Regions from separate parts of the Homo sapiens genome. Here region 1 is linked to region 2. A link is an interaction called in ENCODE POLR2A ChIA-PET data of the cell type or tissue named here. Cell type or tissue: PC-9. All regions are shown on one strand. Each heading gives the region's core, and the rest is flanking DNA. Links, peaks and the distances in the headings are about the cores only.

What was found. Peaks named below come from ENCODE experiments on the same cell type or tissue, not always from the same donor. Only the 100,000 strongest peaks of a DNase experiment are listed, where the experiment ranks them.
Region 1: POLR2A ChIA-PET joins it to region 2 with 18 read pairs; 3 of 35 experiments call an interaction of 5 or more read pairs at or near these places.

What each region holds. Positions count from the first base shown.
Region 1 is chr16:28,590,314-28,602,440 of GRCh38, reverse strand. It overlaps SULT1A2 (sulfotransferase family 1A member 2), which reads left to right and starts at 5,391. Exons shown (of 8, transcript NM_001054.4): 1 at 5,391-5,444; 2 at 6,507-6,658; 3 at 6,766-6,891; 4 at 6,977-7,074; 5 at 8,873-8,999; 6 at 9,095-9,189; 7 at 9,998-10,178; 8 at 10,301-10,498. The coding sequence starts at 6,511. The coding sequence ends at 10,413. It overlaps SGF29 (SAGA complex associated factor 29), which reads right to left. Exons shown (of 10, transcript NM_138414.3): 7 at 11,999-12,127; 8 at 11,775-11,810; 9 at 11,506-11,668; 10 at 10,651-10,851. The coding sequence ends at 10,735. RefSeq lists enhancers at 1,109-1,623, 2,457-2,990, 2,991-3,525, 5,159-5,453. In PC-9, for the core only: CTCF peaks have their summits at 4,290 (motif pointing left), 5,598 and 5,807; DNase peaks (open chromatin) are centred at 4,310, 5,420 and 5,860; H3K4me3 peaks cover 2,701 bases; H3K27ac peaks cover 3,445 bases.
Region 2 is chr16:28,286,084-28,298,210 of GRCh38, reverse strand. SBK1 (SH3 domain binding kinase 1) reads right to left here and starts at 5,686. Exons shown (of 4, transcript NM_001024401.3): 1 at 4,911-5,686. LOC124903670 (a long non-coding RNA gene) reads left to right here and starts at 6,146. Exons shown (of 2, transcript XR_007065033.1): 1 at 6,146-6,444; 2 at 11,144-12,127. RefSeq lists silencers at 5,586-5,815, 6,023-6,194. In PC-9, for the core only: no CTCF peak of the experiment used is centred there; a DNase peak (open chromatin) is centred at 6,120; H3K4me3 peaks cover 1,750 bases; H3K27me3 peaks cover 1,537 bases.

The DNA.
Region 1 (12,127 bases), core at 3,917-7,916, 300 kb before region 2:
CTCCTTCCCAGCTGGTAGGCTGCCCCCAGGCTCCATGCCCTGCCCTGGCCTGGACACTCACGCTTTGCCTTCTTCATCAATGTCATCTACCTCATACCTGTGGACAAAAGGAGGAAAATGCAGGATGCAGCCAGGGGCACAGTCCCTGTAGGGGAGTGTGGAGGACAGGGGCAGGGCGAGGACCCGGTGCTCCCTGCACAGCCGGCCCCGCCCACAGCACGCTCTGTGGAGTTTTTCTCCTGCTGTGCAGATGAGAAGCAGAGTGGCAGCCCAGGCAGGTGCAGTGACCAGAGAGCAGCCCTGGGGCTGTTGGAGGAGCCCCTGGGAGCCTCCATCTCCCGAGTGAGCCCAGCAGGACTGTGACCCGTTCGGCCAGGTGTCCTACAGGGGCTGCTGGGCTCAGCTACAGATGGGCGAGACCGCAGCATAGTGGGCGCCCAGCGGGAAGAACCAGGGAGGGACAAAGTGAGTTTGCAGGTGCTGGAGAGGCTCTCTTCTTGATGTCGGTGCTGAACCAGAAGTGTGTTTAAGGAGAATTTCCTAAAATTCAAAGAGTTCCACGGGAGTCGCGGCTAGGCCGGGGCGCTTCTTCAGCATCTACCTGCTCTAAGGCCTGAACCCCCGTCATCAGGGCCACGTTTATATGGGGTTCACTGTCAGCCCTGCTTGTCAGGTCCAGCAGCACAATGGGGACCACACAAAAGGCAGGGCCCAGGCCTGGCGCGGTGGCTCAAGCCTGTAAACCCAACACATTGGGAGGCCAAAGCGGTTGGATCACTTGAGGTCAGGAGTTCGAGACCAGCCTGACCAACATGGTGAAACCCCGTCTGTAATAGAAATACAAAAATTAGTCGGGCATGGTGGCACGTGCCTGTAATTACAGCTACTCGAAAGGCTGAGGCGGGAGAATTGCTTGAAAGATGGGGCAGGGGGCAGCGGCAGAGGTTGCAGTGAGCCAAATCGGGCCATTGCACTCCTGGTGAGACCGGAAGGGTCTCTGTGCCAGGAGGAAGGCTTCCTGGAGGAGGCGGACCCCGCTGGGCACAAGCCTGATGAGAGGGAGGGGCATGCCTGTGACATGGGTGGGGAGTCCAGGGTGGGGACGGGACTGTCACAGAGGAGGAGCATGACGGGGAGACAGTGCCCTGGGAATCTTGGCGGTGGAACTCCGGGGAGGAGCTGGCTGGGGCGGAGGTGATGATCCAGGATGCGGGCCAGCGTAGGGGTCTTGGTGGGCATGCTGGGGTCGGATGGAGCGCAGGAGGGAGAGGAGGGGGGACAGGTGGGTACCTGGGCTGGAGGCGCGGCCTGAGGTGGGCAGGTTCAGGGGGCGTGACTTCATTTAGGGGCAGGGCCTGGGGCTAGGCTGAAGCCGGCAGTGAGGACCCCGCTCTCGGGTGGAATTGGAGGGGACCCGCGGTTGGGCGCGGCAGGGCTCACAGGGACACCCCCGTTCTCCTCCCCAGGGAGAAAGTGCTCGTCGTGCACGGCTTCCCGCCCGCCGTGGCAACCCTTCGGGTAAGGAAGGAGACCAGGCGGCGGCAGGCGGGCAAGGGCTTGGGGTCCGCCCCCCTGCCTGGAGCCGCCCTAACTCCTCCGTATCCTGCCGCTGTTGGAGTGGGCCTGGAACCCCCTCCATAGGCGCGCCTCCTACTCCCGCTGCACCCCGACCTCCGCCGGGACCTCTATGCGCCGCGCCGCACGGGCGATGGCCTTCGGGCCTCCCCGGCCCCAGGGCACCGCGCAGGTCCCTTTGCTGGCACCAAGCCCGAGCCTGAGCCGGACCCGGGGCCCAAGAGGCCTGTGCGCCCTGCGAGCCCTTGAGCTCCAGGGGAGGTCCGCCCCAGGCAGGGCGGCTCATCCCCCAGACCACTTCGGATCCAGCTGTTTGTTGAGGAGCCAGGAAACGCCCTGACACTTTTGCGGCCCTGTCCCCGTCTCTAAGATGGGGATGATAGTATTTCTGGCCATTCCTGAGCACAGCAGGACCTGCCTTTTCCCTTTGACTGGAAGGTTCTTCTCTACACCTATCTTGATAACCTGCCACCTCCACAGGGAGGTCTTCTCTATCTCCCGATTTAAAATTGCAGCTCTGAGAAGCCGGGCATGGTGGCATATGCCTGTAGTCCCAGCTACGGGGGGAGGCTGAGGTGGGAGGATCGCTTGGTCCCAGGAGTTGGAGGCTGCAGTGAGCTCTGATCGCTCCACTGCACTATAGCCTGGGCAAAAGAGCAAGAAACTGTCTCTAAAAATATAAAATAAAATTGCACCTCTTGTGTACTTCCCCGTCTGCTTCTTTACCTGAATACTTACTATCTCACCGGCTAGGTGCTTTATGACTCTCGTTAGTCTCTCCCACCCCAACCTTTGCACTACATTGCCCGAGGGCAGCTCTTGTCACTGCTGTAGAACAAAGTCCTGCACAGAGACGATAGCCAAGAAATAGTTAATAAAATAATGGAAAACGGGTGCCTTCTACTGAGCACCCGCTAATAGTGAGTGAGTAGAGGACTTGCCCTGGGGACATTCAGTGACCTGCTGGGTGTTGCTGAGCTGTGAGGAAGTTCAGGTCTGGCTGCAGTGGTGAGGCTGTGACTCAATCAATCACTGCTGATGCTCCCAGGACCTGCACCAGCTTAGTCCCAGGGGCAAGGATTTTAAACCCCCACCTCCATTTCCTCATCTGTAAGATGCAAATAACAGTCACCTCTGCCTCACGGGATGGAGCTGTGTAATGCCCGGAACAGTGCCTGCTGCATAGAGGGGTTGCTGCCAGCTGCCTCTCCCTCCTTGTCTCTTACCTGCCTGCTGCCTGGGACAGGATGAAGCGGGGCCCTTGTGTTGCCCCAACCCTGGCTGTTGGCTAAGAGCCCACGTGATCTGCCTGTGAGAGGAGTTCCTTCCGGAAGAACCAGGGCAGCTTCTGCCCCTAGAGGGCCAATGCCCTAGCTGAGTGCAGTCCCCCGGCCCCAGCCTGGTCCAGCTTTGGGAAGAGGGTGCCCAGTTGTGCAATCCAGGCCGGGGCAGCCGTGTCCTGATCTTGGTATTCAGGGCTGAGCCTGGAGGGGGCTTGTGATGCCTGACTCTGTCTCTCTCTCTGGCCCCATGCCTTGGTAGCTGTGAGGCGTCACTGCTTTGGGTGACCTGATCTGGCTGTGATGGATGAGCACGGGGGAAATAGTGGAAGACTCGGAATTAGAAGACGTGAGTGGGCTTTGGCCCCAGCCTCCCTACCCCACTCCCTGTCCTGGGCTGCCTGTGACCAACCTTGTTTCTGCAGGCACACTGGATAGCCCTGCTGGAGCTCAGTGTCCCTAATCCCCTCCAGATACTGGTGGCCTAGGGGAGGTCATCAAAGACCGGTGGGACATCGACCTCAGCCCGTTTCCACGCTTTTTTTTGTTTTGTTTTGTTTTTTTGAGACCGAGTTTCACTCTTGTTGCCCAGGCTGGAGTGCAATGGCGTGATCTTGGCTCACCGCAACCTCCGCCTCCCGGGTTCAAGCGATTCTCCTGCCTCAGCCTCCCAAGTAGCTGGGATTACAGGCGTGTGCCACCAGGCTTGACTAATTTTCTATTTTTAGTAGAGACAAGGTTTCTCCATGTTGGTCAGGCTGGTCTCAAACTCCCGACTTCAGGTGGTCTGCCTGCCTCGGCCTCCCAAAGTGCTGGGATTACAGGAGTGAGCCACCGTGCCAGGCCTTCTCCAGGCTCTTGGCACCTTAGCCAGAAACAATTTAAGGACAAGTGCAAAAGTCATGAACGTAGGCAGATTTCCTGCAGAGTAAAGGGACTCACTGAAGAAGAGGAACGTGGGGGTCCTCAAGAGAGTGTCTCATGCCCTACAAGGTGTGGGGCTGACCTTTATGGGCTTCTTCAACTAAAGAGGGGTATATTCATGAAGATTCCAGGAAAAGGTAAAGATTTCTCAAGACCGTGGTGCCACAATTTACACCCAAATACAGGTGTTCCTGGAGCCGTCTTGGCACTGGTGGGTGTACGGTTTCATATGTTACTGATTGTACAGTGAGATCCTAGGTGAAACCTACATCAAATACAGCGCCATGTTGCTTCTGGTTGGTCGCAGCCAGCTTGGTCCTCATCCTATTTTTCAGGGACTTATTGGCCCTTGGCACATGCAGCTATTTCAAGTTTCCTTCTTCTGGTCATGTGAAACTGCTGCCTGGGATTTTCTGTTGTCTTGCTAGCACTCTATTAATCTCACATTCTCGCCTCTTTTCTGTGCCACCCCCTGCTGGTCCGGCTGGTTTTCACTAGAGTGCAATACAAAGTCTCAGTCAAGAGGGCCTCCTGAAGGTTGCTGAGGGCAGGGGTGGAGCTAGTAGCCGGAGGACCTGCCAGTCATGGGGATTCCTCAGGGGCACAGAGGAGGGAGGAGGGGCCTGTGGCCCTAGCAGGGGAGCAGCCTCTCCTCTGCCTGGAAATCCCATGCCTCAGTTTTCCCCGCTTGCCTCTGAGCTCACGCAACCCTGGGAAGGCTTGGGAGACTCACCTTTACTCAGATGGTTGTTTACCTGTCTCGTGCCCAGCTTGACCCTGGACTTTAAATAGTGAGGACAAAGAACGAGGAGGGTGGGGGGATGCACTCCTTCCACGGGGCCCTGTGGCTTCCAAGCCTCAACCTCCTCTGGCCTCTGTCTGTGGAGCCTCCTTCAAACCCATGGAAAGAAAAGTACCTGCCAGGGGCTGTGGTTCTTCTAGGATCTTCTATCGATGTTCTGTGAGGTCCCCAGGGAGCCATGAAGCTGGGGCTGGCTCCCAGGGCAATGGGACTGCAGTGTCCTTGTTCTTTCTTGTTCTATGGATCCATGCTCTGCTCCACCCCTGCCCCTTCACTCTGCCCACACGCATCACTCCAGACTGGCCTTGTGGTCAGAGCCTGGAGTGCATGGGCTGCTGGAGGCCTGTGGGTTGCACTGGGCCAGGACCCCTGGCACCTTCAAGACTGGCCTGGAGCCAGCAGGTAGGTGACCTTTCCAGGGCCTGCCTATCCCATCTTTCTCCTCCAATCCCTCCCCTCTCTTGCCTGGGTCAATTAGAGAAAGCTTGTCTTTTGGAGTTCAGGGGCAGGTCAGGAGCCCAGTGACAGCTCAAAAAAAAAAACCCACAAAAACAAACCCACCATTGGGCCCTTTCCCCTTTCATTCTTCTGTTTTCTACACACCAAACCCAGTCGTGGCTTTGGAGATCACTTTAAGCTTGTCTCCAGCTGGCAAACTAAGGAGGGTAATAGAGAAGCTCCCCCACCCCCAACCCTACCCCTTCCTTCCGGAAGCAAATCTAAGTCCAGCCCCGGCTCCAGATCCCTCCCACACTGACCTAAGAAACCCTCAGCACAGACAACACCCCTGCATTCCCCACACAACACCCACACTCAGCCACTGCGGGCGAGGAGGGCACAAGGCCAGGTTCCCAAGAGCTCAGGTGAGTGACACACCGGAATGGCCCAGGACGCCCTCACCCTGCTCAGCTTGTGGCTCCAACATTCCAGAAGCCGAGGCCTCTGCTATCCCTGCCCTCTCCCCATGGATATCCCATTTCAGACAACCCCGGCCGGCCTGAATCCCCCTCCCTTCCTTTTTTTTTTTTCCGGGGAGGCCAGGTCTTGCTGTCACCGAGGCTGGAGTGCTGTGGGATCCTGGCCACTGCAGCCTTGAATTCCTGGGCTCAAGTGATTCTCCTGCCTCAGTAGCTAGGACTACAGACCCTCACCATCCTGCCTGGATAGTTTTAAAAAATATTTTTAAAAGATTTTTAGAGATGGGGTCTTCCAATGCTGCCCAGATTGGTCTCCAAATTCTGGCCTCAGCCTCCCTAGGGTCTGGGATTACAGGTGGGAGCCACCCTGCCCAGGATCCTCCTTTTGCTGAGTCATCACAGTTTTGCTCATTCCCACATCAGGCTCTGGCCCCCAATACCAGCTCAGTTGCTCAATGGGCTGTTTGTCCTGGAGCCCAGATGGACTGTGGCCGGGCAAGTGGATCACAGGCCTGGCCAGCCTAGGAGTTGCCACATGTGAGGGGCCGAGGGGCTCAAGGAGGGGAACATCGGGGAGAGGAGCCTACTGGGTGGAGGCTGGGGGTCCCAGCAGGAAATGGTGAGACAAAGGGCGCTGGCTGGCAGGAAGACAGCACAGGAAGGTCCTAGAGGTTCCTCAGTGCAGCTGGACTCTCCTGGAGACCTTCACACACCCTGACATCTGGGCCCCGCGCCACGAGGGTGCTTTCACTGGTCTGCACCATGGCCCAGGCCCTGGGATTTTGAACAGCTCCGCAGGTGAATGAAAGGTGAGGCCAGGCTGGGGAACCACCACATTAGAGCCCGACCTGGTTTTCAGCCCCAGCCCCGCCACTGACTGGCCTTGTGAGTGCGGGCAAGTCACTCAGCCTCCCTAGGCCTCAGTGACTTCCCTGAAAGCAAGAATTCCACTTTCTTGCTGTTGTGATGGTGGTAAGGGAACGGGCCTGGCTCTGGCCCCTGACGCAGGAACATGGAGCTGATCCAGGACATCTCTCGCCCGCCACTGGAGTACGTGAAGGGGGTCCCGCTCATCAAGTACTTTGCAGAGGCACTGGGGCCCCTGCAGAGCTTCCAGGCCCGGCCTGATGACCTGCTCATCAGCACCTACCCCAAGTCCGGTAGGTGAGGAGGGCCACCCACCCTCTCCCAGGTGGCAGTCCCCACCTTGGCCAGCGAGGTCATGCTCACCTCAGCCTGCTCACCTCCCATCTCCCTCCCTCTCCAGGCACCACCTGGGTGAGCCAGATTCTGGACATGATCTACCAGGGCGGTGACCTGGAAAAGTGTCACCGAGCTCCCATCTTCATGCGGGTGCCCTTCCTTGAGTTCAAAGTCCCAGGGATTCCCTCAGGTGTGTGTGTCCTGGGTGCAAGGGGAGTGGAGGAAGACAGGGCTGGGGCTTCAGCTCACCAGACCTTCCCTGACCCACTGCTCAGGGATGGAGACTCTGAAAAACACACCAGCCCCACGACTCCTGAAGACACACCTGCCCCTGGCTCTGCTCCCCCAGACTCTGTTGGATCAGAAGGTCAAGGTGAGACTGGGCACAGTGGTTCACACCCGCAATCTCAGTACTTTGGGAGGCTGAGGTGGGAAGATCCCTTGAAGCCAGAAGTTCCAGATAAGTCTCTTCCAAAAAAAAAACTTAGCTGTGCATAGTGGTGTGTGCCTGTAATACCAGCTACTCAGGAGGCTGAGGTGGGAGGATCATCTGAGCCTAGGAGTTTAAGGCTACAGTGAGCTATGATCACACCAGTGCACTCCAGGCTGGGTGACAGAGAAACACTGTCTCAAAAAACGATGAATAGAAAGAGTGTCCCACCAGTGCGGTGGCTCACACCTGTAATTCCAGCACTTGAAGAGGCTGAGGCAGGTGGATCACCTGAGACTAGGAGTTTGAGATCAGCCTGGCCAACATGGCAAAACCCCATCTCTACTAAAAATACAAAAAAATTAGCCGGGCATGGTGGCAGGCATCTGTAATCCCAGCTACTTGGGAGGCTGAAGCAGGAGAATTGCTTGAAGCTGGGAGGCAGAGGTTGTAGTCAGCCGAGACCTCACCATTGCACTGCAGCCTGGGAAACAAGAGCAAAACTCTGTCTCAAAAAAAAAAAAAAAAAAAAAAAAAAAGCGGCAGGTGGCAGGGGGCTGGGCCTGTTGTGGCTCACGCCTGTAATACCAGCACTTTCGGAGGTCGAGGTGGGCAGATCACCCAAGGTTAGGAGTTTGAGATCAGCCTGGCCAACATGGAGAAACCCCGTCTCTACTAAAAATACAAAAATTAGCCAGGCGTTGGGGCAGGCGCCAGTAATCCCAGCTACTCGGGAGGCTGAGGCAGGAGAATAGCTTGCACCTGGGAGGCGGTGGTTGCAGTGAGCCGAGATTGTGCCACTGCACTCCAGCCTGGGAGACACAACGAGACATTGTTTCAAACAAAACAAATAAATATTTTAAAAGGTTTGCCACCTGGGTGGCTCACCGCTGTAATGCCAGCATTTTGGGAGGCCAAGATGGGTGGACCGCTTGAGCTCAGGAGTTCCAGACCAGCCCAGGAAACATGGGGAGACTCCATCTCTATAAAAGATGCAAATAATCAGCAGGGCATGGTGGCATAGCGCTATAGTCCCAGCTACTCAAAAGTCTAAGGTTGGAGGATTGCTTGAGCCTGGGAGGTCAACGTTGCAGTGAGCTATTCTCACTCCAGTGCACTCCAACCTGGGCAACAGGAAAAAAGAAAGCCCAAGGTCTTTTTTCTCTTTTCTCTTTTTTTTGAGACCTAGAGTCCCCCCCCCCAAAAAAAAAAAAAAACCACAACAAAAAGAAAAAAGCAAAGGTCCAGGTGTGGGGCATGTGAATCCAGGGAAGGAGGCCCCGGCTCAGCCCAGCTTTGGTCCTGTTCTTCTGGGAGAGTCGCCTCACTTCCTCCAGACTTGTCTCATCTTCCACGGGGGGGACTGTCTGCCTTTTGCTCTGATGACCAAAAACATGAGACTCTTCCGGGTAGACCTAAGAAAGGTAGAGGGTGGGTCCTCACAGGCCCACAAAATTTGGTGGTGGTGGGAACATGCCTGGTGGAGCATGCCTTGCTCCAGATCGGGGTGTGACGCATTGATGCAGATTATATTACTATAGAATATGATGGTCTCAGGGACCAGGCAGGACTTTGGCTTTTGAGCAGGGTTCAGATCCTGACTTGGCCCTACCTGTGCCGTGAGATCTCAAACAAGTCAGCCTCTAAGCCTCAGCTTCCTCCTTTGCCAAACCAAGAGATGAGCTGGCCTGGGGCAGGCTGTGTGGTGATGGTGCTGGGGTTGAGTCTTCTGCCCCTGCAGGTGGTCTATGTTGCCCGCAACGCAAAGGATGTGGCGGTTTCCTACTACCACTTCTACCACATGGCCAAAGTGTACCCTCACCCTGGGACCTGGGAAAGCTTCCTGGAGAAGTTCATGGCTGGAGAAGGTGGGCTTGATGGGAGGAAGGAAGGTGTGGAGCTAAGGGGTGGTGGCTACAACGCACAGCAACCCTGTGTCGGCACTCCCTGCCCGCTTCTCCAGTGTCCTATGGGTCCTGGTACCAGCACGTGCAAGAGTGGTGGGAGCTGAGCCGCACCCACCCTGTTCTCTACCTCTTCTATGAAGACATGAAGGAGGTGAGACCGCCTTTGATGCTTCCCTCCACGTGACACCTGGGGGCAGGCACTTCACAGGGACCTGCCAAGGCCACCCAGCCACCCTCCCTGGGCGGCCCCTCCAGCAGGCCCGGATTCCCCATCTTGACTCCCTGGCCCAGGCCCCACTGCAGCCCCATGTGGCAGCAGGCTGGGCACAGCTCTCATCTCCTGTGCCTGAGTCAGCTGCACGGGTGGCCATGGATCAGCTACTTTTTTTTTTGAGACAAAGTCTTGCTCTGTTGTCCAGGATGGCATGCAGTGGTGTGATCTCAGCTCAGTGTAACCCCCCCTCCCAGGTTCAAGTGATTCTCCTGCCTCAGCCTCCTGAGTAGCTGAGATTACAGATGCACACTACCATGCCTGGCTAATTTTTGTGTTGTGCCATGTTGGCCAGGTTGGTCTCCATCTCCTGAGCTCAGGTGATCCGCCTGCCTCAGCCTCCCAAAGTCTTGGGAATTACACGCCTGAACCACGGCCCCTTGCCACAGATCAGCTATCTATTCCAATTGCTTCTCCCTGCCAATGGTTATGCCACCCAGGGCCACAGGCACGGAAGAAGACCATCCCAGTCCTTACCCATAGGAGCCAAGCCCAGCTCATGATGGGATCACAGGGCAGACAGCAATTCATTTTGCCCCAGGGACTGGGGTCCCAGGGGTCGAGGAGCTGGCTCTATGGGTTTTGAAGTGGAAGTGGCCAGTTCCCCTCTGAGGTTAGAGAAGTGGACCCCTTTTATTTTCCTGAATCAGCAATCCAAGCCTCCACTGAGGAGCCCTCTGCTGCTCAGAACCCCAAAAGGGAGATTCAAAAGATCCTGGAGTTTGTGGGGCGCTCCCTGCCAGAGGAGACTGTGGACCTCATGGTTGAGCACACGTCGTTCAAGGAGATGAAGAAGAACCCTATGACCAACTACACCACCGTCCGCCGGGAGTTCATGGACCACAGCATCTCCCCCTTCATGAGGAAAGGTAGGTGCCGGCCAGCACGGGGGTTTGGAGCAGGTGGGAGCAGCAGCTGGAGCCTCCCCATAGGCACTCGGGGCCTCCCCTGGGATGAGACTCCAGCTTTGCTCCCTGCCTTCCTCCCCCAGGCATGGCTGGGGACTGGAAGACCACCTTCACCGTGGCGCAGAATGAGCGCTTCGATGCGGACTATGCGAAGAAGATGGCAGGCTGCAGCCTCAGCTTCCGCTCTGAGCTGTGAGAGGGGTTCCTGGAGTCACTGCAGAGGGAGTGTGCGAATCAAGCCTGACCAAGAGGCTCCAGAATAAAGTATGATTTGTGTTCAATGCAGAGTCTCTATTCCAAGCCAAGAGAAACCCTGAGCTGAAAGAGTGATCGCCCACTGGGGCCAAATACGGCCACCTCCCCGCTCCAGCTCCTCAACTTGCCCTGTTTGGAGAGGGGAGAGGGTCTGGAGAAGTAAAACCCAGGAGACGAGTAGAGGGGGAATGTGTTTAATCCCAGCACGTCCTCTGCTGTCCTGCCCTGTGTCGTTGGGGGATGGCGAGTCTGCCAGGCGGCATCACTTTTTCTTGGGTTCCTTACAAGCCACCACGTATCTCTGAGCCACATTGAGGGGAGGGGAATAGCCATCTGCATAGGAGGTGTCTTCAAACAGGACCGAGTAGTCATCCTGGGGCTGTGGGGCAGGCAGACAGGAGGGGCTGCTCAGAGACCCCCAGGCCAGGACAGGCACCCCCTTCCCCCAGCCTAGACCACAGGAGGCTCTGGGCCGTGGACTCTCAGCCACTCCTAACATCCTTCACTCTGGGGTCAAGAAGTCTTGGCCCAGTCCCTGCTGCTACAGAGCTCTTTTCTCAGTGGCTGGAGACCCAAGGCAGGGAATAGGCAGGGAGGAGTAGGGGTGCTGACTCCCTTCCTAGTGGGGTCATAGCTGGAGGGTCTGCTGCCTTTCAAGGACTCTTTGTTGAGAGGACTGAGGGCAACCCAGAGGGTGGCAGGCAGGGATCCTGGCCTCAGGTGGCTTGTGTCCCATGTCACCAAGAGCACAAGGCGGTAGGAGCCCAGGGCTCAGGGCAGGAGCTTCCCATCTCGGAGCTGGTTCTCCTGGGGCTGGAAGCCACTGACTCGGGGCTTGCCAAGGCTGCCAGGGCTGGCAAAGGGATGGTGGCCTTTGGGGCTGGAGTGGAAGAGGGAGGGCAGCTGGTGGGTCCTGTCAGCTTGGAGCCTGTGAGATGAGGACAAAGGGAAGGAGTGGGGAGAGGACCCCTCGTCTGTCTGATCAGCCTGTTCCTGACATCACCCATGGCCTCTCCCCTGGAGGCTGCTTTACCCGCTGTGGGGGCGCATGGATCAGGGCGCGGTAGAAGCAGGTAGTCTGGGGATACAGGGCCAGCACGAGCTGCTCCTTCTGGAACAAGGCCTCAGGGTCCGTCTCCGGGTTGGCCTTCCACTGGGGCAGCGGGATGACACGGCGCCGGCTCAGGGTGTGTCTCCTGGGGGAAGAGGGGCTTATATCAACCTGTGGCCGGGTGGGGATGCTCCTTCTCAGCTGTTAGGCTGCCCCCAGGCTCCATGCCCTGCCCTGGCCTGGACACTCACTCTTTGCCTTCTTCATCGATGTCATCTACCTCATACCTGCAGACAAAAGGAGGAAAAGGCTGGATGCAGCCAGGGGCGCAGTACCTGTTGGGGAGTGAGGATGGGGGAGGACCTGGTGCTCCCTGCACAACCAGCCTCTGGGGAGCACCCTCTGCAGAGCTTTTCTCCCGTAGCCCAGGCAAGTTCGGTGACCAGAGAGCAGCCCCAGGGTTGGTGTCACTCACTTGTTGGTGGCATGGCTGTAACTGACCACCTCGGCCAGGATCCACTGCTCGTCCCCATCCACGGCCTTCACCCGGGCAGCCACCTTGTCTCCAGGTCTGGCCACGTAGTCTCCTGAGGCAGGGATGGCC
Region 2 (12,127 bases), core at 3,635-7,634:
TGGGAGGGTGGCTGGGGAGGAGAGGGGACTTTAACTGGCCTTTCCAGGCCTAGCTGCCACCCCTTCCTGAGACCTGAAAGGGGGAGCAGGAGGCGAGCCAGGGGAGGGGTGGTTTGGGGAATACTTTGGCCTGGGGCCCATCCTTCTGGGGCAGAAAGTCTCCAGGAAACTCTCCAGCAGAAGGCAGCAGGCGCCTCACGTGGAAAGCATAGGCTGGGAAGGAGGAGGGCTTTACCCACAAAACCACGGTCCCAGCCCTCAGGCAGAGTGCTAGAAGAGGCTCAGGAAGGGCCTCCGCCCTCACCCACACCTGGGGCAGGGGCAAGCTCCACTTCACAATGCTATCCTGCCTCCCAGGGACCCCTTCCCTTTCTTGAGGACAGAACCAGAAGCCTCTGCCTCCCTAGACCAGCTCCCAAGGAAGAGTAACTGTGGAGGCTCAGTCACCCACCTGCCGACGCCCCATTTAATAAGGGCCAATAGTTAGTGAGCATTTTTGATATGGGATACCCTGTCCTAGGTCCCTTCCATTCTTTAGCCTGCTTAATCCCCCTGATGATCCTACAAGATAGTATTATCCCTCTTTTATAGATGAGGGCACTGAGGCCCAGAAAGGGTAAGTGCCTTGCTGAAGGTCACACAGCATCTCAGTGAGCTTCAAGCCCAGGCAGAATCCAGAGCCTGAGCTCTCCTCCATGGTGCTCTGGTATCTGCTTTGACCTCAGGTTGCTGGAGACCTGTGTTCAGAAAAAGGGTGCACTCCCTTCTAGAGCTGTGCCCAGTGACAGGGGCCTGCTGCTGGCCCCTGGCCCAGCTACTCCACAATGCCCATCAGTTTCGTTTCTGTTCAGGAAATGTCAACTTTTGTTTCTTTTTTTTTGAGACGGACTCTCAGTCTGTCACCCAGGCTGGAGTGCAGTGGCACAATCTCGGCTCACTGCAACCTCTGTCACCTGGGTTCAACCAATTCTCCTGCCTCAGCCTCCCTAGTAGCAGGGATTACAGGAATATGCCACCGCACCTGGCTAATTTTTTGTATTTTTAGTAGAGACAGGGTTTCACCATGTTGGCCAGGCTGGTCGCAAACTCCTGACCTCAAATGATCCACCTGTCTCAGCCTCCCAAAGTGGTGGGATTACAGGTGTGAGCCACCGCACCTGACCAATATTTTTTAGTTACTCCTATAATTAGGCCCCCAGCTCTCCTGCCTGACCAAAACTTAGACCAGCTTGGACTTAGTCCTAGAAAGTTAGAAGGAAGAAACTTACAGCTACAAGAAGCTTTCATCCAGTTCTTCTGTGGACAGAGGGGTGAACGGAACCCTGGACAGTAGCCCTGCCCCAAGAGTCCTGAGCAAGACCTGCACCTAGAACCAGGTCAGGAGGGGAAGGGAAGGACTCGGGTTTGCTGTCCCTGGGACACATGGGGCAAGTGGGACAGAGAAAACAGGTTTTTGGTTGCTGGATGTCACTAGTTCAGGGGTAAGAGTGCAAGATGGGATCAAGAGTGGAAAGTGGAACCAGGCTGGAGAAGTTCAGGTTCACTTCACCACATAGCCCTTAAGACCCTGGGTGGACACTATTCTGTGCACGTTCTAACTTGACCATGGGGGTGGGAGGGAACACCCATGAGTGCAGAACACACACAGACGAAGGTTGCCCACCGAACAAAGATTTTTTGGGCTGTGTGTGGTGGCTGTAATCTCAGCATTTTGGGAGGCCAAGGCAGGTGGATCACCTGAGGTCAGGTGTTCGAGACCAGTCTGGCCAACATGGTGAAACCTCGTCTCTACCCAAAATACAAAAATTAGTTGGGTGTGGCCGGGTGTGGTGGCTTACACTTGTAATCTCAGCACTTTGGGAGGCCGAGGAGGGTGGATCACGAGGTCAGGAGTTCAAGACCAGCCTGGCCAAGATGGTGAAACCCCGTCTCTACTAAAAATACAAAAAATTAGCCAGGCATGGTGGCGGGTGCCTGTAATCCCAGCTACTCGGGAGGCTGAGGCAGAGAATTGCTTGAACCCGGGAGGTGGAGGTCGCAGCGAGCCGAGATTGTGCCACGACACTTCAGCCTGGGCAACAGAGCGAGACTCTGTCTAAAAAAAAAAAAAAAAAAAAATTAGCTGGATGTGGTGGTGGGCATCTGTAATCTCAGCTACTCAGGAGACTGAGTCAGGAGAATCACTTGAACCCAGGGGCTGGAGGTTGTAGTGAGCCGAGATCTCGCCATTACACTCCAGCCCGGGCAACAAGAGTGAAACTCTGTCTCAAAAAAAAAAAAAAAAAAAAAAGATTTTTCTGGGCCTGCAAACCCAGATGCCAGCATCGGGGGCCAGGAGGTGACCTAAGGGAGCGAACGGCTGCCTGGGGGTGGACTGGAAGGCAAGGGCCCTGTCTAAAGAAGGTGGTCATTCTCCCGCTGTGGCCTGAGGTTGCCACATCATCTGATTTTTCAAGAAGATCCAAAAATCAGCTTTTGTATGTGAAATTGCCTCCCCCCGACTTTTTTTAAGCACTCACAACAAAGACAAACATGTAAAATACATTGGACCAACAAAAATCGTCTATAGGCTGTATTTTACAGCACGTGCCCTACCATACGCTGGGCTCTGAATTAGACAATGCTGATGCAGTATGGACAAGACAAACCTGGTTCCCGTCTCCTGGAGCTGAGTCTAGATGTGGAGACAAACTCTCACTGCACATGTAGACACACGCCACTACCTCCAAGCCACCAAACCACCAACCAATCAAATTCAGCTCTCTACTACGTGCCAGCTCAGGTCAGCTCAAAAAGGGAGGTGGAGGCAGAAAACGGCTCCGGAGCCATCCTAGAGTGGGGCTTTTCAGGTCAGGGGAAGAGCACGTGACGGAGGCAGAGAATTAGAGGACACGGAGGAGATGGGCTAGGAGAGGTGGTTTAGGGCCAGGCTGCAGTCCAGAGACTATCTGGACTCAGCGACTTGATTCTGGACTCAATGGAGAGCCACTGCAGGTTAGTGAGGAGGGGAGGTCTTGCTCCTTGTCCTCCTCTGGCCTCCTCACAGTTTGCCCTGGACACAGTGACTCAAATTTCTGCTCTTCAGCCTCTGGTTCCACTGCCTTGCCTGTGGGGTGTGTGACAAAGCCCTGGGCTTCTGGGAACCCCCACTGGGGGGAAATGAACTCCTTCAGCAATGGGTAGAGCAAACCTGGATGCTTGTCCTGCCCAATTTCGATCTCCATCCGCCCTTCAAGCTGCAGAGAGGCTCACTCTCTGTCATTTTCTCTGGGAAGGGCCACGTGCTTGCCCAAGGTCACTCAGTCTTCAGGGCACCTGATTCCCCCACAGCCTGTGCTGAAGGTGGCTGCCTCAACTGTCCTGAAATTGGCAGGAGAGGCTGCCAGAGGTCTGCCCGCATCAAGTGCCCCCTACCCTCGTCTCCAGCTGGTCACATCCTCACCCTTGGGTCAGTGCCAGCAGCAGGTGGGGGTGGGGGCACTTGGTGCTGGGAAGGTGGGAGATGAGGAGTCAGCCACCCAGGCTCAGGGCTCCCAAGGCTGTAGCAGGACAGGGATCAGCTGCTTCAGGTGTAGGGTCAAGAATCTCTCAGCTGGACCTGGCCCGGTCCACTTCAACAGGCCCAATGGGACGTGCCCAGGGGTCTGATGATCAGGAGACATCAAGAAAGGAGATAGGAATGAAGTGGGGAAAAGGACCCTGACTCTAGCGCATGGTCCATCACAGACATTGGCGACAGGTTTGTTGAATGAATAAGTGAAGGAGCTACTGGCAGGGCTAGCTGTATCCTGGGTCCTGCCTTCCCGAGCCTCAGTTTGTGCACCTATCAAATGGGTCCAGCATCACTGCTTGTCTGCAGAAGGCTCAGAGAGAAGAGATGAGAGGAACTCCCAGCAGCCCAGAGTGTGTTCTTTCCATGCAGTCCAGCCCCTTCTCAGGATCTGATTCAGGATTTCAGGGTACAATGTCCCCTAGGGTCTCTCGGCTTCCTCATATGCGGTAGAGCCTGGGGTTCAGGACCTCACTGAGGGCCAGGCTGGGGTACGGCCGTGTGTACCACCTGGAAAGCCACAGTGAGACCCTGGAATTGGCCCTTGGTTGTCTGGGACACATTGAGCCAACCCTTGGTTTAACCTGGGTGTTCTCCAGGTTAGGAGGGGAAGGGAAAGACTTGGGTTGCTGTCCCTGGGACAAATGGGAACAGAACGGTGCCCTGACCTGAAATAGCTTCTTCATCTAGGCTACCTCTCCTCCCCAGAAACTAGCGCCTCACTTTGGGGGGTACTTACTCCCTCCCTGTCCCACAGGGAGTACAAAGTATGGTTTAGGTAAAGACCGCCAGTGTGGCCTGGGTCGGGCAGCAGAGTCACAGGGAAGATGCGATTCCCATTCATCCGCTCAAACACACCCCTTCCCCGCACTCTCACAGACAAAGACACACACCCGAAGCCCCAGCCATCACCCAGGGCCACATAAGGCAGCCCCCCTCACCTGTGGGCACCCCCAAATTTTCCCCTCTCGGGGGGACTTCACTAGAAGCTCAGCTTGGCCGTGGGGGAGGGGTATTCACACTCCAAGGACCTGGGGGCCAACCTCCAGGCTCGCAGCTTTTGGGGGGGGACTCTCCGCCCTCTTCCCCCCTCTCCATGGCACAACGGGCTCCACCACCACTCCTCCGTGGGGCCGGGGAGCTGCGCCCGAGCCTCAAGGCTAGGGAGTGGGGTGGGGGAAGGGAGAGGAGGAGGGGGCGGCTCCTCCAAGCGAGACACAAAGAGACGTCCTTCAGCCTCGGCTCCATGGCGACGCTGGGGAAGGGGGAGCGCGCAACCCGATACTTCCTTCCCCACCTGCAGGGCTATGGGGACCTCGGTGGCCACTCACCTGCCGCCCCTCACCTGGGCCCGGCTTACCTGGGCTGGGGCCGCGGGGACGCCGCGGCAGGGGGCCTGGGCGCCGTCGCGGTCTTCGTCTGCCCGGCCCCGGGGGCTCAGGGCGCCACGACCATGGACCGGGGTGCAAGCGGTGCCGCCAGGGGCTCAGTCGCCCAAGTCCTGGAGCTTTAGGGGGGGGATCCCCGAGGCTTCTTGCTGGTGAGAGTGTCTCTTGCTGTCCCCGGCTGCCTAGATTTGGGATTTCTATGTACCGGAGTTGGGGGGAATTGGGATCCCCTGATCTAGGGGCGTTCTGAGCTGGGTCTTCTTGTCTTGAGGTGTGGAGTTGTAATGACCGGATCTTGGGAGGGGGTTCTCGCAATCCCGGCCTGGGGGCACTGCGTTCTAGGTCTTGGGGCGGGGGCCCAGACTGAGGAGGGGGAGTCCTTGCGGTGCCGTAGGGGGCTTGCTGTCTTCTAAATACCGAGGAAGTCTCCGCTTTCCCCGCAGGGGAGTCGCTCGGTGTCGGATCCGGGAGGGCCCCCCCTCTTCCCCGAGGCTCGCCGGATCCTGGATGTGGAAGGGGGCTCCCCGCACTCCTCGGCTGCGGGGGCTTTAGTGGGTCCCGGCCACCGGCGGGCGCTGGAAGCCCCTCAGCCGCTGGGGGGCTCGGTCGCCGCCGCTACGAGCAGCCCGGCCCTGCGCTCCCGGCCCCCGGCCTGGCCCGGGCTCCGGCTGCGGCTCCAGCTCGCGCTCCGCCTGGCGCTCGGGCCCCGGCCCCGGCGCCCGCCCGGGCTGCGCTCCATCGCGGCATCGCGGCTCCGCCCTCCAGCCAGCGCGCACCTGCCCGCCCGGCCCGCGGCTCCGCCCTCCGGCTCGCGCGCCGCCGCCCGCCCCTTTGTCCGTCCCGCTCGGCGCGCGCCCTCGCGCAAGCGCGCTCACCCGCCGCGCGCCCGCCCTCCCGCCGCGCGCCGCGGAGCGCAGATTCTCCCCGCGCGGCGCCCCCACCCCCTTCCGGCCGCGCTGGGTCCTAGCGCCGGTGGCTCCCGAGCTGGCTCCCACCCCCCACCCCCCACCCACCCCACTCCTTTTCTAGGTCAGAGCCCACGAGGGGGCGAGAACGAGGTTACAGAGGACTCGGGGGAGTCTGAGAGGGTCACCTGGTCCAGCTTTCTGGGCCCTGCGGGACGAGACTGCCCCAGACTGTCCCGGTCTGTGCTAGTGGGGCGGAGCCTGTGTGTGTTTGAAGGAGGGAAAACAAATCCAGGTTCTGCATTCGGATATGCATTTCATTCATCCATGCGTCCGCCTGCCTGCCTGCGCTTCCATCCATCCATCCATCCGTCCGTCCATCCATCCATCCATCCATCCATGCATCCTATTTCCAGCGAGACGTCAGAGAACTCACAGTCTTCTTGGGGAAGAGGTCATAAACTTGGGCCTGGGTGGTTGCCCTATCCAACTGAGGTCGCCTTTGCGATCCCTGCTGCAAATAGGCAGTGACTAGTCCAGGAGTGCAGCTGGGAGGAACTGCTCGCCGGATAGAAGGGAAGAAAGGAGATTCTAGGCAGAGGTACAGCAGGTGTAAGGGATGTTGCATTGTCTGTTTGATAACCGGAAATTGGTGGCCTGGATGAAGTGGGTGGATGGGGACAGAGATGAGATAGGGACAGCTCGTCCTTCCAGGCCCTGTTCTTTCTCCTCCCTGCAGCTCACTCTTTCCCTAGTGAGAAAGCCCCAATAGGACGCCTTCCCTATTTCTTTCTTTTTTTTTTGTTTTTTTAGCTTCAAGCTTCAAAAGCATTTCTTTTTCATTCTTTTTTTTAATTATTATTATACTTTAAGTTTTAGGGTACATATGCACAACATGCAGGTTTGTTACGTATGTATACGTGTGCCATGTTGGTGTGCTGCACCCATTAACTCGTCATTTAGCATTAGGTATATCTCCTAATGCTATCCCTCCCCCTTCCCCCCACCCCACAACAGTCCCTGGTGTGTGATGTTCCCCTTCCTGTGTCCATGTGTTCTCTTTGTTCAATTCCCACCTATGAGTGAGAACATGCGGTGTTTGGTTTTTTGTCCTTGCGATAGTTTGCTGAGAATGATGGTTTCCAGCTTCATCCATGTCCCTACAAAGGACATGAACTCATCATTTTTTATGACTGCCCCTATTTCTTCTAAGTTTTTGATCAGGCTGTTTTCTCAACCCAGCGTAATCCTCCCAGCCACTCCCGACTGTTTCCAGAGCTTTAGGAGCCAGGGATTGCAAACGCAAGTACCTACAGGCGCAGACATGAGCGACTGGGGTCGCATGTAAAGTGATAGAGAGGGTGGAGAAGAGGGGAACTGGAGACATCGTGGGCTGTGCGTGGCTGGATGATATTCAAAGAGAAGCAGGACATCCAGAAATCTTCCAACTTTTAAATGTTTGAAACGAATTCCCAAAATTCGGAAATATTGAATGGGCCAAATGAAACACACTTTGCAGACAAATCTGGCCCCCAGACCATAGGTTGGCAACCTCTACCATTGAGAATATTGTTTCAGTTCTTAACTTGTCGGCCTCCTGCCTCTGTCTAGATTGTCTTTTTTCTCTTTTCTTTTCTTCTCTTCTCTTCTCCTTTCTTTCTTTTTCTCTCCCCGCCCTTCCTTCCTTCCTTTCTTCTTTCCTTCCTTCCTGCCTTCCTACCTTCCTTCTTTTTTTGACAGAGTCTTGCTCTGCTGCCCAGCCTGGAGTGCAATGGCACGATCTTGCCTCACCGCAACCTCTGCCTGCGGGGTTCAAGTGATTCTCCTGGCTCAGCCTCCTGAGTAGCTGGGATTACAGGCGTGTGCCACTATGCCTGGCTAATTTTTGTATTTTTACTACAGACGGGGTTTCATCATGTTGGCCAGGCTGGTCTCAAACTCCTGACTTCAAGTGATCCACCCACCTCAGCCTCCCAAAGTGCTAGGATTACAGGCATGAGCCACCGTGCCTGGTGATTGTCTTTTTTCTAGAATCCAAATCCTTTGGGATCATCAGGTCTGTAAAATACAAATGGGGTTGGGTTGCTGTCTTACATAAAACTGCCAAGGACTTCCTGTGTACCATCAGGGTAAAGTCTAACCTTACTTATCCTGGCATTCAAAGCCCTTAACATTTAGAGCCTGCTCTCCATTCCCCTACAAAGGACCTCTCTTCTCCATTCGGCCTTGACCTCAGCCACGCTATTCTAGGACATCTGCCTCTGTCTTTTTTTTTTTTTTTTGAGACAGGGTCTCACTTTGTCACCAAGGTTGGAGTGTAGTGGTGCAATCATGGCTCACTACAGCCTCAACCTCCTGGGATCAAGTGATCCTCCCACCTCAGCCCCCTAAGTAACTAGGACTACAGGTGTGCACCACCAGGCTCAGCTAATTTTTGTATTTTTTGTAGAGATGGGGTTTTGCCATGTTGCCCAGGCTGGTCTTGAACTCCTGAGCTTAAGCCTTCCATCCACCTCAGCCTCCCAAAGCGCTGGGATTGCGAGTGTGAGCCACCACGCCCAGCCCTGACATCTGTTTGTTTTTGTTTTTTTTTTTTTTCTGAGATGGAGTTTCACTCTTATTGCCCAGGCTGGAGTGCAATGGCACAATCTTGGCTCACTGCAGCCTCCGTCTCCCGGGTTCAAGTGATTCTCCTGCCTCAGCCTCCCAAGTAGTTGGGATTACAGGTGTGTACCACCACGCCTGGCTAATTTTTGTATTTTTAGTAGAGATGAGGTTTTGCCATTGTTGGCCAGGCTGGTCTTGAACTCCCGACCTCAGGTGAGCTGTCCACCTCAGCCTCCCAAAGTGCTGGGATTACAGGTGTGAACCACCTCACCCGGCCTGACATCTGCTTTTGATACCTCCACGCCTTTGTCTACTCGGTTTCCTCTGTCTGGAACACCTTTCCCTTCCTCCTTGTTTTCCAAACAAGTTCTCTTCTAAGAACTCTGTGTCTTCCCTTCCTCTCCCACACTCCTTGTCCTGCCAATGTAGAGGAGTTTCGGATTTCATTCTAACTTTGTTCTAATCCTCTCCAAGGCCTTAGTGCCGTAAATAAACTAATAGAGGGATTTGAGTTATTGGGTGTGCAGAAGAGGGGGCTGGAGAGGGAGAAAGCAGGAAGAAAACATTCTGTGTCTAAAAGCTGAGTCTCAGAATGTTAGCACTTAGAGAGCACTTTCCTCTTTTTGCAGAGGAAGAAACAGACCTAGAGAGGGGAGGAGTCAAATCAAGCTTTGCAGTGCCCCTAGCCACAGTTAATCAAGGGTTGCCCAGTTCAAGGCCACCTTCTGCGGAAACCTTCCCTGATTCCTTATCTGGGGCTTTGATTACCCATAGTGCAGTTAGTAAAGGTTTGCTGGCATGCATTGTGGGTAATTAAGTCCCCCTCCCGACTCCCTCTCAGTTCTACAGGGAGGGAAGTCCTGGTCCCCAAAGAGGGTATGCTCTAGCCAGGGGACACAGCATGGGTCCCATTAAATTTAAGCTGTGGCCGGGGCTGGGAAACTTTGGACTCCATGTGTTCTGGGACCAGCAGGTGAGAAGAGAGGGCACCAGCATGGCTGCACTAACTGACCCTGGTCAGCAGAGAGGGCAGGGCTGCTTTTACAGTGGGAGGACAAGGAGGAATATATGGGAATCCAGTGATCCATGGGTTACAATAACCAATAATTTAGGTCCCTCAGGACTGAAGGGTCGGGTCACATCACCAGGTAACCCACCAAGGCCTGCCAAGGCGACGGTGGAGAGTGTGGATAATTTAGAATGGATAGTGAAGAAAGAAAGAACAAGCGCTGGTTATGGCCTCTCGATAACTGCAGCAAGGAGGCGGGGGCTCTAGCATGTTCCACTAATCTCCCTCTTCAAAGTTTTCCCATAGAAAGAGAGGCTCACAGGATCCATGGTAGAGCTGAGTAGTGCAAGGGATGGAAGGTGACGGCCCTGAAAATGTGCCATTCAGACCTCTGACTTCAGGAAAAGTCATTGACCAAGGGCAGCAGCTGTGAAACCCATCTGTGGTTCACACAGGAAGGCTCTGGTTTGCTTCCCACGAGCTGATCCCAGCCAAAGAACTAAGGCGCGTCTGTTCGTGGAGACACAGGACTCCTCGAACAGGCAGCTTTGGATCAAGGACTCCCCCTTGACTTTGTAAAAACTTTCTCACTGCACTGCAGTTGAAGACTCTTCCTCTCCCATCATCCTTCCTTCTGTCTCTCTTTTCCACGTGTTAGATCTAGTACAGTCTGATGATCTTCCCAGCTTCCTCTTCCTCCCTCCTTCTTGGTCCCTCCCAAGGGTTTTCCTCAATAAATCATTTGCACATCTGGCCCACCTTGCCTGCTTCTCAGAGGATGGAACCAACACAACACATCTGAAGAGAGGCACAGAAGTGGTGACTTTGGGAGGCCAAGGTGGGCAGATCACCTGAGTTTGGGAGTTCAAGACCAGCCTGGGCCAACATGGCGAAACCCCATCTCTACTAAAAATACAAAAATTAGCTGGGCATGGTGGCACGCACCTGTAGTCTCAGCTACTCGGGAAGCTGAGGCCCAAGAATCACTTGAACTGGAGAGGCAGAGGTTGCCATGAGCCAAGATTGTGCCATTGCGCTCCAGTCTGAGCAACGGAGTGAAACTCTGTCTTTCAAAACAAAGCAAACAAAACCAAAAACAAACAAACAAAAACAAAAAAAGAAGTAGCAGCCTGCAATGGTGCAGTCCTTTGTCCCTGACGCCTAGGGATAAGCCACTCTTGCCAGCTCAAAGGTGCCACCTCTCCAGAGAGGGTCTTGATGGGTATAATTTGGATAGCGGAACACAAAGAAAAAACTTAGCCATGATTTTATTTTCCTTCTTTCTTCTTTTTTTTTTTTTTTTGAGATGGAGTCTTGCTCTGTCACCCAGGCTGGAGAGCAATGGCACAATCTCGGCTCACTGCAGCCTCCGCCTCCCAGGTTCGAGCAGTTCTCTTGCCTCAGCCTCCCAAGTGGCTGGGATTACAGGCACGTGCCACCATGCCCAGCTAATTTTTTTTTTTTTGTATTTTTAGTAGAGATGGGGTTTCACCATATTGGTCAGGCTGGTCTCAAACTCCTGACTTTGGGTGATCTGCCCACCTCGGCCTCCCAAAGTGCTGGGATGACAGGCGTGAGCTACCTAGTCCAGTCTCTTTTCTTTTTTTAATTTAATTTTTATTTATTTATTTAGTTTTATTTATTTATTTATTTCTTGAGATGTAGTCTTGCTCTTCTCCCCCAGGCTGGAATGCAATGATGCGATCTCGGCTCACTGCAACCTCCACCTCTCGGCTTCAAGCAATTCTCCTGCCTCAGCCTCCCGGGTAGCTGGTACTACAGGCTCCTGCCACCACGCCCAGCAATTTTTGTATTTTTAGTAGCGACAGGGTTGTACCATGTTGGCCATCCTGACCTCAGGTGATCTGCCTGCCTTGGCCTCCCAAAGTGCTGGGATTACAGGCATGAGCCACTGTGTTCAGTTGGCCATACTGATAGACTCCAGGCTTTGGGAAACTGATGGCATTTGGGGATTTCCCCAGCATGTCCTGTGATGCTCTTGATTCCTTGTGTCTCCAGTCATGACAGAGAGAAGGCATTCCTGGCTTGTTGGTCCACATTTATGATTTGTTGATGTTGTTGTTGAGATGGAGTCTCACCTTGTCGCCCAGGCTGGAGTACAGTGGCGTGATCTTGGCAACCTCCATCTCTTGGGTTCAAGTGATTCCTCTGCCTCAGCCTCCCAAGTAGCTGGGATTAAAGGGGCGTGCCAGCATGCCTGGCTAATTTTCATATTTTTAGTAGAGATGGGGTTTCACCATGTTGGCCAGGCTGGTCTCGAACTCCTGACCTCAGGTGATCCACCAGCCTTGGCCTCCCAAAGTGCTGGGATTACAGGCGTGAGCCACTGTGCCTGGCCTGTGATTTTTTTATTTTTTCAGAAGGGGTCTCGCTCTATTGCCCAGGTTGGTTCTGAACTCCTGGGCTCAAGAGATCCTCCCGCCTCAGCATCCTGAGTAGCTGGGACTACAAGTGTGAGCCACTGTGCCAGGCACAATGGTCTTTTGTAGTGGAGAACCTCCTCCCTGGGACCACTGGAAGACACAGGCCAAGTTATTGCTGATAGGAAAACCAAGAGGTCCAACAGAACCCAAGATGGATCGGATGGAAGATGGCACAGGTGCCCGGGACGTGCAGCACTGGAGTGGGTGATGGATCCTGGAATCTC